2 separate regions of the Homo sapiens genome follow, and region 2 is linked to region 1. A link is an interaction called in ENCODE POLR2A ChIA-PET data of the cell type or tissue named here. Cell type or tissue: A673. All regions are shown on one strand. Each heading gives the region's core, and the rest is flanking DNA. Links, peaks and the distances in the headings are about the cores only. Region 1 has its middle 7.8 kb from the start of NBPF1. Region 2 holds the start of TRN-GTT5-1 (tRNA-Asn (anticodon GTT) 5-1).

Region 1 (5,370 bases), core at 77-5,076:
TTCCTGGGGCCAGGGAGGCTGAGTCCCAGGGCCTCACGCACTGTATGTGCTGCAGCTTGGAGAAGGAAGCCCTGGAGGGCAGCCTGTTTGAGGTGCAATGGCAGCTGGCCCAGCTTGAGGCCCGCCGGGAGCAGCTGGAAGCCGAGGGGCAGGCCCTGCTGCTGGCCAAGGAGACCCTGACTGGTACGAGTGGCTGGGGACTTGGGGGGAACACCAGGTTCCAGCCCAGACTGCAACCTCCCAATGTCTGTAGTCTCACAGAAGTTGGGAGCACTGGAGTAGGAGTCTGGCTGGCCTGGGTTCCAGTCCTGTGCCACCACTTAGATCTCACCTTCCCTTGAGCAAGCCCCTTTCCTCTCTGGGCTGCAGATTCCTCAGCTGATGATTGGAGGTGGCAATGCCCACCTTCTAAGCCTGTTGCCAGGATGACATGGGAAAAGCGTGTAAGGCCGTGGCACGGTGCCTGGCTGAGTCAACAGTAACTGCTGTTCATCGGTCATCAGGCCTGTTAGTCTGAGTTCTCTGTGGTTTTCAGATGACTCTCTTGGCCCCAGAATCCGAGCCCCACTTCCCTGCACCGTTCCCCATCGAATCTCTGAACTCAGGGCTTCTTTCTGCTCATCTAACATTAACTAAGCACCTACTTGGGTCATGGAAATTAATTTTCCTGTCCATGTACACCTGAGCCAGACAGAACCAGGAAGGGAAATGCTGGTGGGTTTCCAACCCGGGAGATGGTTTTTAGATGATGGCTATACCATTTCCATTCCCTGTAGTCGTTTCCATTAATGCTGATAGTTAATGCTTGACAGGTATGTTCATGTCAGTCATTAAAGGAGATGCTTTATGTGTAGCTGTGCAGCTGTGGGAAGTTGCTGCTGATCTCCTCTGATCCTCCATTTCATCATCTGTTAAACGGGGATGAGGATAAACTACATAGGCATGTTATGAAGACAAAATGAGGTTATGTCTAAAATACTTAGCTGGGTGCTTGACGCATAGTAAGTGCTGAGTCAGTAATAGGGTTTTTGTTTGTTTGTTTGTTTTTGTTTGTTTGTTTTGAGATGGAGTTTCACTCTTGTTGCCCAGGCTGGAGTGCAATGGCGCGATTTTGGCTCACCTCAACCTCCGCCTCCCAGGTTCAAGCGATTCTCCTGCCTCAGCCTTCCAAGTAGCTGGGATTACAGGCACGCGCCACCATGCCTGGCTAATTTTGTATTTTTAGTAGAGACGGGGTTTCACCATGTTGGTCAAGCTGGTCTCGAACTCTCGACCTCAGGTGATCTGCCCACTTCGGCCTCCCAAAGTGCTGGGATTACAGGCATGAGCCACCGCGCCCAGCCTGTTTGATTTTTTGAGACAGAGTCTCACTCTTGTCGCCCAGGTTGGAGTGCAGTGGTGCGATCTGAGCTCACTGCAACTTCTGCCTCTTGGGTTCAAGCGATTCTCCTGCCTCAGCCTCCCAAGTAGCTAGGACTACATACGTCCGCCACCATGCCCAGCTAATTGTTGTATTTTTAGTAGAGACAGGGTTTCACCGTGTTGGCCAGGCTGGTCTTGAACTCCTTACCTAAGGTGATCCACCTGCCCCAGCTTCCCAAAGTGCTGGGATTACAGGAGTGAGCCATGGCACCTGGCCTAGGGTTGTTATATGTTTGACATCCGTCCCATTTGGGAGGCCTTCTCATCAGTCATTTTATGCCTTTAATGCCATTCTAGGTAGGCAGGAAAGGGGTCAGGGCCAGTGGGCCCATGTAGCAGATAGGGAAACTGAGGCCCAGAGAGGACAAGCCACTTCTTCAAGAGGACCCAAACTGGATGCCAGGCAGGCCCTCTGCCTCTGGGATTTTGCCCATATGGCTCAACTGGCCTAAGTCTGCTGGCCCAAGGAAAAATTTCAACCCAACCCTGCCCTTTCCCCCATTCCTCTCGTGCAGGGGAGTTGGCGGGCCTGCGGCAGCAAATAATAGCTACGCAGGAGAAAGCCAGTCTAGACAAGGAGCTGATGGCCCAGAAGCTGGTGCAGGCTGAGCGGGAGGCCCAGGCCTCTCTGCGGGAGCAGTGGGCAGCCCAGGAGGAGGACTTACAGTGACTCCAGCGTGAAAAGGTTCAGGCAGCTGGGGAGGGGTGGGCAGAAGTCTGAGCCAGTGTTTCATCATCGTTCTTGCTCTGCCTCGGTCTGTACATCTGTGAAATGGGACTCCCTCTCTGTTGTGGAGGCCCTGGGGACAGCTGGGAGGACTGGAGGGGTGGTGGGGAGGTTGTGGTCCTTATTAGACATTCAGATACCCAGGTCCCAAATCTGGTCCAGCCCTGGTAATCCTGATGCAGAGGGTCCACAACCACATTTGGGAAATGTTGACCTAATGCACAGCAGGAAAGCACTTTCATTTGCTAAGAAGTTTCCATATGAAGGGCCACGCAGACCTGAGCATGTAGAAAGGCAAGGGGCCAGGGAAGTTACTAGAACACTGACTCTGGGGTTATATTGCCTGGGTTTGAATCTAATCTTGGTCGCTTACTGGTGATGCTACCCAAGGTGTCTGTGCCTTCATTTCCCCACCTGTAGAAATAGGGATAGGATAGTGGAAGGTATTGAGGATGAGCTGAGACCATCTGCATAGAGGGCTTAACATAGTGACTGGTACTTAGCAAATGCTCCATGAGTTATGATTGCTGGCACTGGCATGCTCTCCAGAGTGGCCCTCAGAACAGGGGCCCTCAGCCACCAAATCCTAGACAGGGCTTCCTCTGACAGAGGTGCAGGCTATGACTACATGGCTCCAGGGCATGCCACTCACCCTGCAGTCCCCATGGCCTTGGGTGGTGGTTATCACGCTTCTCCATCAGGGGGCGGTAAAGCTCTTTCCGAAAGTGCTGGGATTCCAGGCATGAGCTATGGTGAAGCTCTTAAAGAAGGGGTGGCTTGGCCGGGCGTGCTGACTCATGCCTGTAATCCCAGCACTTTGGGAGGCTGAGGTGGGCGGATCACGAGGTCAGGAGATCGAGACCATCCTAGCTAACACAGTGAAACCCTATCTCTCCTAAAATCACAAAAAATTAGCTGGGCATGGTGGCACGCGCCTGTAGTCCCAGATACTTGGGAGGGTAAGGCAGAAGAATCGCTTCAACCTGGGAGGCAGAGGTTGCAGTGAGCCAAAATCACGCCACTGCACTCCAGCCTGGGTGACAGAGCGAGACTCTGTCTAAAAAAAAAAAAAAAAAAGAAGTGGCAGCTCTGTCTGCTTCTCACAGAGTTGCTAGGGACAACTGCTGAGGCAGGCACCTGCCCTCGGGCTCCCCGGGTGGGCTGCTATTTGCCTGTGGGCTCTGCCTGCCCGCCTGTCCAGTCCCCAGGGATCTGAACTGTGACCTCCCCCTTGCTCTTCTTGCCCTTTGCATTGCCTGGCTTGGCCTCATTAATGTCCCCAAATCTGTGTTCTTCTCTCCAGCTCCTCTGGCAACCCCTGACCCCCTTCATTCCTCACAGCCAGTCCTAACTCTCCTCCATCCCAACCCCAATCCCTCTTCCACAGCTGTCGGAACATCCCCTAAGCTAAAAATCAGATTGCTCCTTGTCACCTTGGCTCGAGTCCTCTCTCCCACTCCCCTCACTGTCCTTAGAATCCCCATGGCCCACACGGCCTGTCCTGGCCCAGCCACTGCCTGGGGCTCTGGCCCTGTGACTCACCGTGCCCTGTTTCCCTCTGCACCCTGCATCCTGTAGTCCTTTCCAGGGGCTGTGCTCTTGGCCTGGGGTGGTCTTTTCTCTCCTTACCTGGCTGACAGTTACTTGTCTCTCCGCAGGGGATCATGTTCGGACCCCCAGGCCAGCCCACTGCTGCTCCTTGGCACTTTCACGGCCCTGGCGTGTCCCCGTCATAGCCCTTATCAGTCCCTTGTATTTACCTGGTCACCCTCCATCTCTGAGGGTATGGGGGCCAGATGGCTCTTGCTGCCCTGATGTTTTGGGGGGTCTGCCTGGGCCCCTCCTGGTGTGTCACACGCGTCCAGTCCTGGCCCCCTAGGAGGCAGCATGGCGGGAGCTGGAGGCCGAGCGGGCCCAGCTGCAGAGTCAGCTGCAGCGTGAGCAGGAGGAGCTGCTGGCCCGGCGGAAGGCTGAGAAGGAACAGCTGAGTGAGGAGATTGCTGCCCTGCAGCAGGAGCATGACGAGGGCCTCCTCCTGGCCGAGAGCGAGAAGCAGCAGGTTCGTGAGCCCTGGCGTGGCCTCTGCTGCTCTCTGAGCTGCTCCAGTTCTGGGGCCGGGCCCTGCTCTGCCACTTGGCAGCTAGGAGCCCTGGGGCAGGCCACTGCCCTCTTGGGGGCCTCAGTTTCCTTACCTGCAGGAGGGGAGGATTAGAAGGGGGTTCGTGAGGCTTTGCTGTGCTCCATGCCTGGCACACAGTGAGCACTTACTGAGTGACAGTGACAGTCGTGACACCAGGAAAGCTGTTCCATATTCTCCCATGCCTCGTCCCACCCCACGCTGGGCATGGATCCTCATGGCTGCCTTCTGAGCAGTCCCCACGATGCCCACAGGCATCAGCTGACGTGTCCCCCCAAATAACAAATCCCTAACTTTCCTATAATGTAACGGAGACAGGGCAGACTGTGCCCATCTCCTCTCCTCACCAGCTGTGTACCTGGGCGAGTCACTTTACCTCCTTGAGCCTCAGTTTCCTCATCTGTAAGATGGGTAGAAAGAAAGACTCTGCAGTCAGGGTGCTGTGGCGGGTTAGTGAGCTCTATGAGTGGTATCCACGTCCGGGATTCTTGTGACTGCCGTTGTGCCCTTTTCCAGGGCTGCATGTCTGCCCTGGGTCCACCTGCAGTGGCACACTCAGGCCTCTAAGCCCCCAGTGGGCACATTTCCTAGGCAGCAAGAAGCCTGAGCATGCCCCCAGGACCAGCCCATCCCCCAAGCCCTTTGTCCCCTGCCTCTGCCCAGGCCTTGTCTCTGAAGGAGTCTGAGAAGATGGCGCTGTCAGAGAAGTTGATGGGTACACGGCACAGCCTGGCCACCATCTCCCTGGAGATGGAGCGGCAGAAACCAGATGCCCAGAGCCGGCAGGAGCAGGACCGGGTAGGCCTGCCGTCGTAGGGAGGCTTGCGGAGCAGGAGCGCCCTCTCTCCACCGAGCTATCCCGCGGTTTCCAGCATCCCATCTGGCGGACTCCTCTTCCTCTCTCTTCTCCTACTCTGGGTCTTCTATCCTGGTGTTCCTTGAATGCCTATCTTCCTTTTGTGCCTCGGAACCTCTCACGCCTGCCACAAGTTACTCTTTTCCTTGGTAGTTCTGAACTTTAAATAAGGTAATGCCTGTAAGAATGCCATAAATGCTCAATAATTGTCATCTGTTATTATTTTCA
Region 2 (5,370 bases), core at 86-5,085, 100 kb after region 1:
GTTTGGGGTAAAATATTTTTAATTCCTTCACATCTACAGCCTGATGCACCTGCCGTTTCAACGCACCATTGTTGGTGGCAACTCCATTCTTCCCTACACTCAAGCCAAAAAACCAGGTTCTCCTTGAGGCTAGTCTTTTTCTCACAGCACACATTCAATTTGTCAGAAAACTTATGTTTCCTGTTTGGTTAATGACAGATTTTGATCTGCCCAATCTTTCTCTTTCTTGGTCTCTGAATTTTGGCAAAGAAGTCTCCTGATACAGGCAGGATCGATTCTACTGACGATTCTCAAAACTGTCAGACACTTAAGAGCCTTAATCTCAGGGTCGGGGTTTGGGCTGCCCTCGAACCTTTTCTTTGGGCCTACCCATCAAAATCAGCCTGGCCAGGCCTGTCTTCAAGGCCCAGGGGCAGGGCCAAGTCCTCCCGATGTTTCTTGAAGCTTCTCCCGCCAGGTCGGCAGCCACCCTCCCCTTCCCTCTGACCTGCAGAGAAGCTTCAGGGGGCATTTATTCAATTTGCTAGGAGCCCACGGGCGCAGGTGCACGGTGACTCTGTGGTTCCCACTGCACCCACCGCCCTCCTTTGTCCTCTCACTGTCTGCAGCGGGCAGTAATGTTCCGGGTGAGCTTGGGCTCCAAAGACACCCAGTCAAGGAGGGACCAGTAGGGAAGGCCACTGGCCCCTTATGTCCTTCGCACCCAGGGATCCGAAAAAGATCTTGAAGAAACAGAAAGGGAGAGTTGGAAGTAGATCAAAGGGAAAGAAAGAAAATCCTAGATTTCCTATCTGAAGGCACCATGAAGGGAAACTCCGTCTCCTCTGGGCCACGTCCTCACGTTGCTGGTGAACCGAGTTCCGTTCTCCATTGGAGACCAAATCAGTTGACTTTGGCTTGACTCCTAGTGAAGAAGCCCTGCTTTGTCCTCTCCTGTTTCACTCTTGGTCCTGAAGCACTTGATTGTCTCTCCCGGGCTTTCGATGGATTTCAGGGATGCAACTGAGAAATTTGTTTTTAGTACACCTACTTGAAGTAAGAATATTTTAAAGTATTTTTGCAAAGAAAAACGTTTCCTTTTGCAATGAAGACATTCAGATGTGAGGAAAATCACTAGGCTGGGGAAAGCAAATGCTGTTGAGAATGTCTCACAAACACAAATTCCACATCAGCAGGTAGGTTTGACCCTCAGGTTGGGCACATTTTAAGTGCACTGTTGGAACTTAAGATGAATCTAGGACATTCATGATTAATATTTTTAGTTTTTTAGTACAATTTAATATTTTAAATTTAAATACACATTCTGAAAATTGTATAACCAGCACAAGAAACCGGCTTTACGCCATATTTACAAACATAGGAAAGAAAGATGATATTTTAAATGACAATGCTTCATAAATGGCAACATTTTTAAAGTACCTAGAGAAAAAAAGTTAACCTAGAATTCTATGCAAAAATAAAATTTCAAAACTGTGAGTGAAATAAGAACATTGAAAAACATACGGAAGCTAAAAGAATTCACCAACCCACGCTACAAGAAATCTTGCGTCCTCCAGGCAGAAGCAAAAGGATACCAGATAAAAATGTGGTCCTACACAAAGAAACGAATATTGGAAATGGCATTTAGAAAGCATGTACTACACGTTTTCTTATAATTTAAATCTTTCAAAAAATATTTGACGTAACAAATAAAAGTAATAATAATGAATCACAAAGGTTATAGTGCATAAAGTAAAGATACATAACACTAGGATAAAGGCCAGAAAGGGAGGCATAATGACACTAGAAAGCAGACTATGATAAATTAAAGATGTATTCCGGAAACCCTAAAGCAGCCTCTGAAATAAGAAAACGGTTATAGCTAATAAAGCAACAAAGGAAAGAAAACGGAATGAAATAAAAGCTATGTAAACACTATGCTGGAACAACTACTCTCCAGGCCTCCACCCTATAGAAATACACCAGTGGCCAATGAGAGTGTACAAGAATGATGACTGCAGCATTACTTGTAATCATAAAATGATAAAACCAACGTAATTTTAAAGATATAGGAAAAGGGTTTTATTTATTTAACGGACAGACAATTGAACAAGCAAACAATGGGAGCAAGTCCTTTGCCAAAAGGAACACAGAGGGTCATGATGATGCTACTCCTCCAAGGATTTCAGAGTTCCCAGACGCCTAGTTTTCTGTCTAGTTCTTCTGGAAGATGTTATTCTTGGGGAGCAATAGGTCCTCGAGTTTGGGGCTCTTTCAGGTTCTCTCTCCATTTCCCCATTCTACTACAATAAACAAACAAACAAACAAAACAATTCTCACTTCCAGAAGATCCTGCCTGTGCCCCTTCATGAGCCTTTCAGGAGGTCTGGATGTCTGGTCCACCGCTCCCCGGCTTCTTTCCCAGCTTTTGCTTTTTCCTTTCCCAGCTCTTGACCTACCACCCCACGGCCGCACCACCGCCCAGCTGAGCCCCCGTGGCTCCACCGCGCAGAAGGTGCGCCAGAGACCCTGCCAGTTGCCCTCCCTGCCGGGTGCCGAGAAATCAACGCTTTGTAAAAAGAACTTCCCCGTGGAAAAAATCTCTTGATTTCCACTCTCAGGGCTCTTCAAAGGACTAAAAGCTAAAGGCGACGATGAATTCATTCCACAAGTCCTAGTCGTGCGCCCTGGTGAGTACCAGACCCTGCTCCCCGCGAGGGGACCCACGAGCGACCCTCACCACCATCCCTGCCCTGGTGGAGCCCCCGTGCGGAACACAGGATCCGAAGATGGCAGCGGAAGCTCCTCAGCGGCCCGGAAAGCGACTGGGCAGGGTGGGCACAGGCTCCTTCAATGGGTGAAGGCGGCGCAAAGAACGGGAAGAACCATCCCAGGAGCCCACAGGGCGTTCAGCTTCCCTTGGGGCCCCAGGCAGCTCGGGCTGGGTCGCCCACCAGGGAGTTTCTGGAAGCTTCTGCAGCAGGCGAGGGGCAGGGCGGGCGAAGGCAATTCTGCTGTTCTTCTGGCTCCAGAATCTCCTAACACGCAGGCGTCCAACGTGACCGGCGCGACTCACCGCTCTAATCTCTCTGGTTTTCCAAGGCCTTGCTCAGTGGTCCTGCCCGGTGGGCCCTGAGAATAGACGGAACGGAGGAAGTTCAGTGAGTGCGCCCTTCCTAGATGCCCAGTAGAGTTGGAAGCGCTTGTCTCTGTGGCGCAATCGGTTAGCGCGTTCGGCTGTTAACTGAAAGGTTGGTGGTTCGAGCCCACCCAGGGACGCTTATTGGAACTTTTGAAGCATTCACGCAATGTCAATCACTAGATAAATGGGGAAGATTTTATCTTCCCAAAGTCTCAAGCCACTAATTTATGACAGATCCATGTCAAGGGCCGCCCACCTCCCCGACCAGATTCTTAGCCGGCTATCTCCTGAAATGCCGGGTTTACACCTGTGTCACTAAGGAATCCTGAAACAGAGACCTAGGAACCCACTTCTGATGTGATAAAATTCTAATTCAGTCCGTTATACGCTTAAACGAGTATTTACGTGTCTCCATTTTTTCATATTTTAGTAATAGGAGTCCAGTATTACCTCCAGGATGTGCCTGGGTTTCCTGATTGCTCTATCAATAATGTGACCAGTGGAATCATTCATCATGAAAGTGATTCTCTCCATCATTTTTGAAAATAGTATTTTTCCTCAGTTTATGCATGATTTATTTAACCCTTTTCAAAATGTTTTTGTTAGCCAGGTATGGTGGCATGCACCTGTAATCCCAGCTACTCGGGAGGCTGAGGCAGGAAAATCGTTTGAACTTGGGAGGTGGAGGCTGCAGTGAGCTGAGATCACACCGCTGCACTGCCTGGGTATCAGAGCGAGACTCCATCTCAAAAAAACAAAATGTTTTTGAGATGACTTTAGTTTCATAGTTTTAGGATTACAAAGAATGCTGCAGTCACCAGTCCTGTACAGATATCTTTGGTCATTGTGGAAATGTTTACCCTGCAGACATTTCTATAGTGTAGAGAGCTGGATGTGCCATTGCTACATTATAGTGCTTGTATAATGCTTCTAATCTGAGTCCATTCTGCAAATGTATCTTTCACGGGAGCAGTACCAAATAATATTCCAATATGAATGTTTATAAGAGGAAAAATGTGCAGATGTGCAGTTGAGCTGCGTGCCTCTCCATGGGGCTCATGTTCATAAAATGGTGGCGTTAGCAATCATCTGAGAGTGGAGTTTGTGGCCCTCTGACGTCAAAATCTGAGGCAATGGACATGAAAACCCTCACTGTACATCCTCTGTAGTCTGGCCAGAATGATTCCTAGGTCGGTGGTCTCTTATCAGGAGGGAATGCTGCTTGCTTGTTTTGTCAAAACCACAAAAGGGAGGGAAAGCATCAGGCTGTTGGTTGATAACAGCAGTGAAGCAAGTCTCTCCAAAGGCTTGGATTGTTAACCCTTAGGAAAAAAAATCCTAATTCTTGCCAGATGGTGCCGTGCATTTCCAGGCTCTTGGTGTCCCAAACAAAGAACTGTACATGACACACACAAAGCAGCAAAGCAAAGCAAAATTTATTAAGCACAGTAACAGTCTCAGAGTGGGGAGAGTGGGCTGATCTCTGGGATGTGAGATCAGTATTAGTTTGGTGTACGTTGGGTCTTTTTATGTGTGTTTCTTTCTCTTCTCTTCCCAAGGATGCCTAATCGTTAGCCAGTGTTTGCCTTTTGATTGATAGGTGGGTTGCTTAGTTACTTTGGCCCTTGTGTGCTTGCACATTGCCTCCATCCCATAATTTTAAGTACATGCATGATGTGCAGTCCATATGCATGAGTTTTAATGAGCTGATTATCATATGGAGTCATGTTAAGGATACTTTTTTTCTCTAATGCACATGCCTATCTCTGAGGAGCTGCCCCTTTACTGGTTTGGATCTCACCGGCCATGGGGTCCTGGCTTGCTTTTCTTTTTTTTTTTTTTTTTTGAGACAGAGTCTCGCTCTGTTGCACAGTCTGGAGTGTAGTGGTGCAATCTCGGCTCACTGCAACCTCTGCCTCCCGGGTTCAAGCGATGCTCCTGTCTCAGCCTCCCAAGTAGCTGGGAGTACAGGAGTGCACCACCACGCCCAGCTAATTTTTTGTATTTTTAGTAGAGATGGGGTTTCGCCATGTTGGCCAGGCTGGTCTCAAACTCCTGACCTCAGGTGATCTGCCTGCCTTGGCCTCCCAAAGTGCTGGGATTACAGGCATGAGCCACCGTGCCCAGCCTTGCTTGCTTTTTTAAATCTTACTTTTTGTTTTGGCTGCTCAACTTCTGCCTTATATCTTGCTTCTTGCTCTCCCACCCCATCACCTTGCTTCTTTCTCTGCTTTCACTCACTCTGCCTT

What was found. Peaks named below come from ENCODE experiments on the same cell type or tissue, not always from the same donor. Only the 100,000 strongest peaks of a DNase experiment are listed, where the experiment ranks them.
Region 2: POLR2A ChIA-PET joins it to region 1 with 6 read pairs; 10 of 35 experiments call an interaction of 5 or more read pairs at or near these places.

Annotation. Positions count from the first base shown.
Region 1 is chr1:16,618,683-16,624,052 of GRCh38, reverse strand. It overlaps the pseudogene CROCCP2. Among named protein-coding and RNA genes, the nearest start is that of NBPF1, 7.8 kb to the right of the region's middle. RefSeq lists enhancers at 1-222, 3,495-4,163, 4,164-4,831, 4,832-5,370. In A673, for the core only: a CTCF peak has its summit at 2,823 (motif pointing right); a DNase peak (open chromatin) is centred at 2,872; H3K27ac peaks cover 811 bases.
Region 2 is chr1:16,518,473-16,523,842 of GRCh38, reverse strand. It overlaps TRN-GTT5-1 (tRNA-Asn (anticodon GTT) 5-1), which reads left to right and starts at 3,185; the gene lies at 3,185-3,258. In A673, for the core only: no CTCF peak of the experiment used is centred there; no DNase peak of the experiment used is centred there.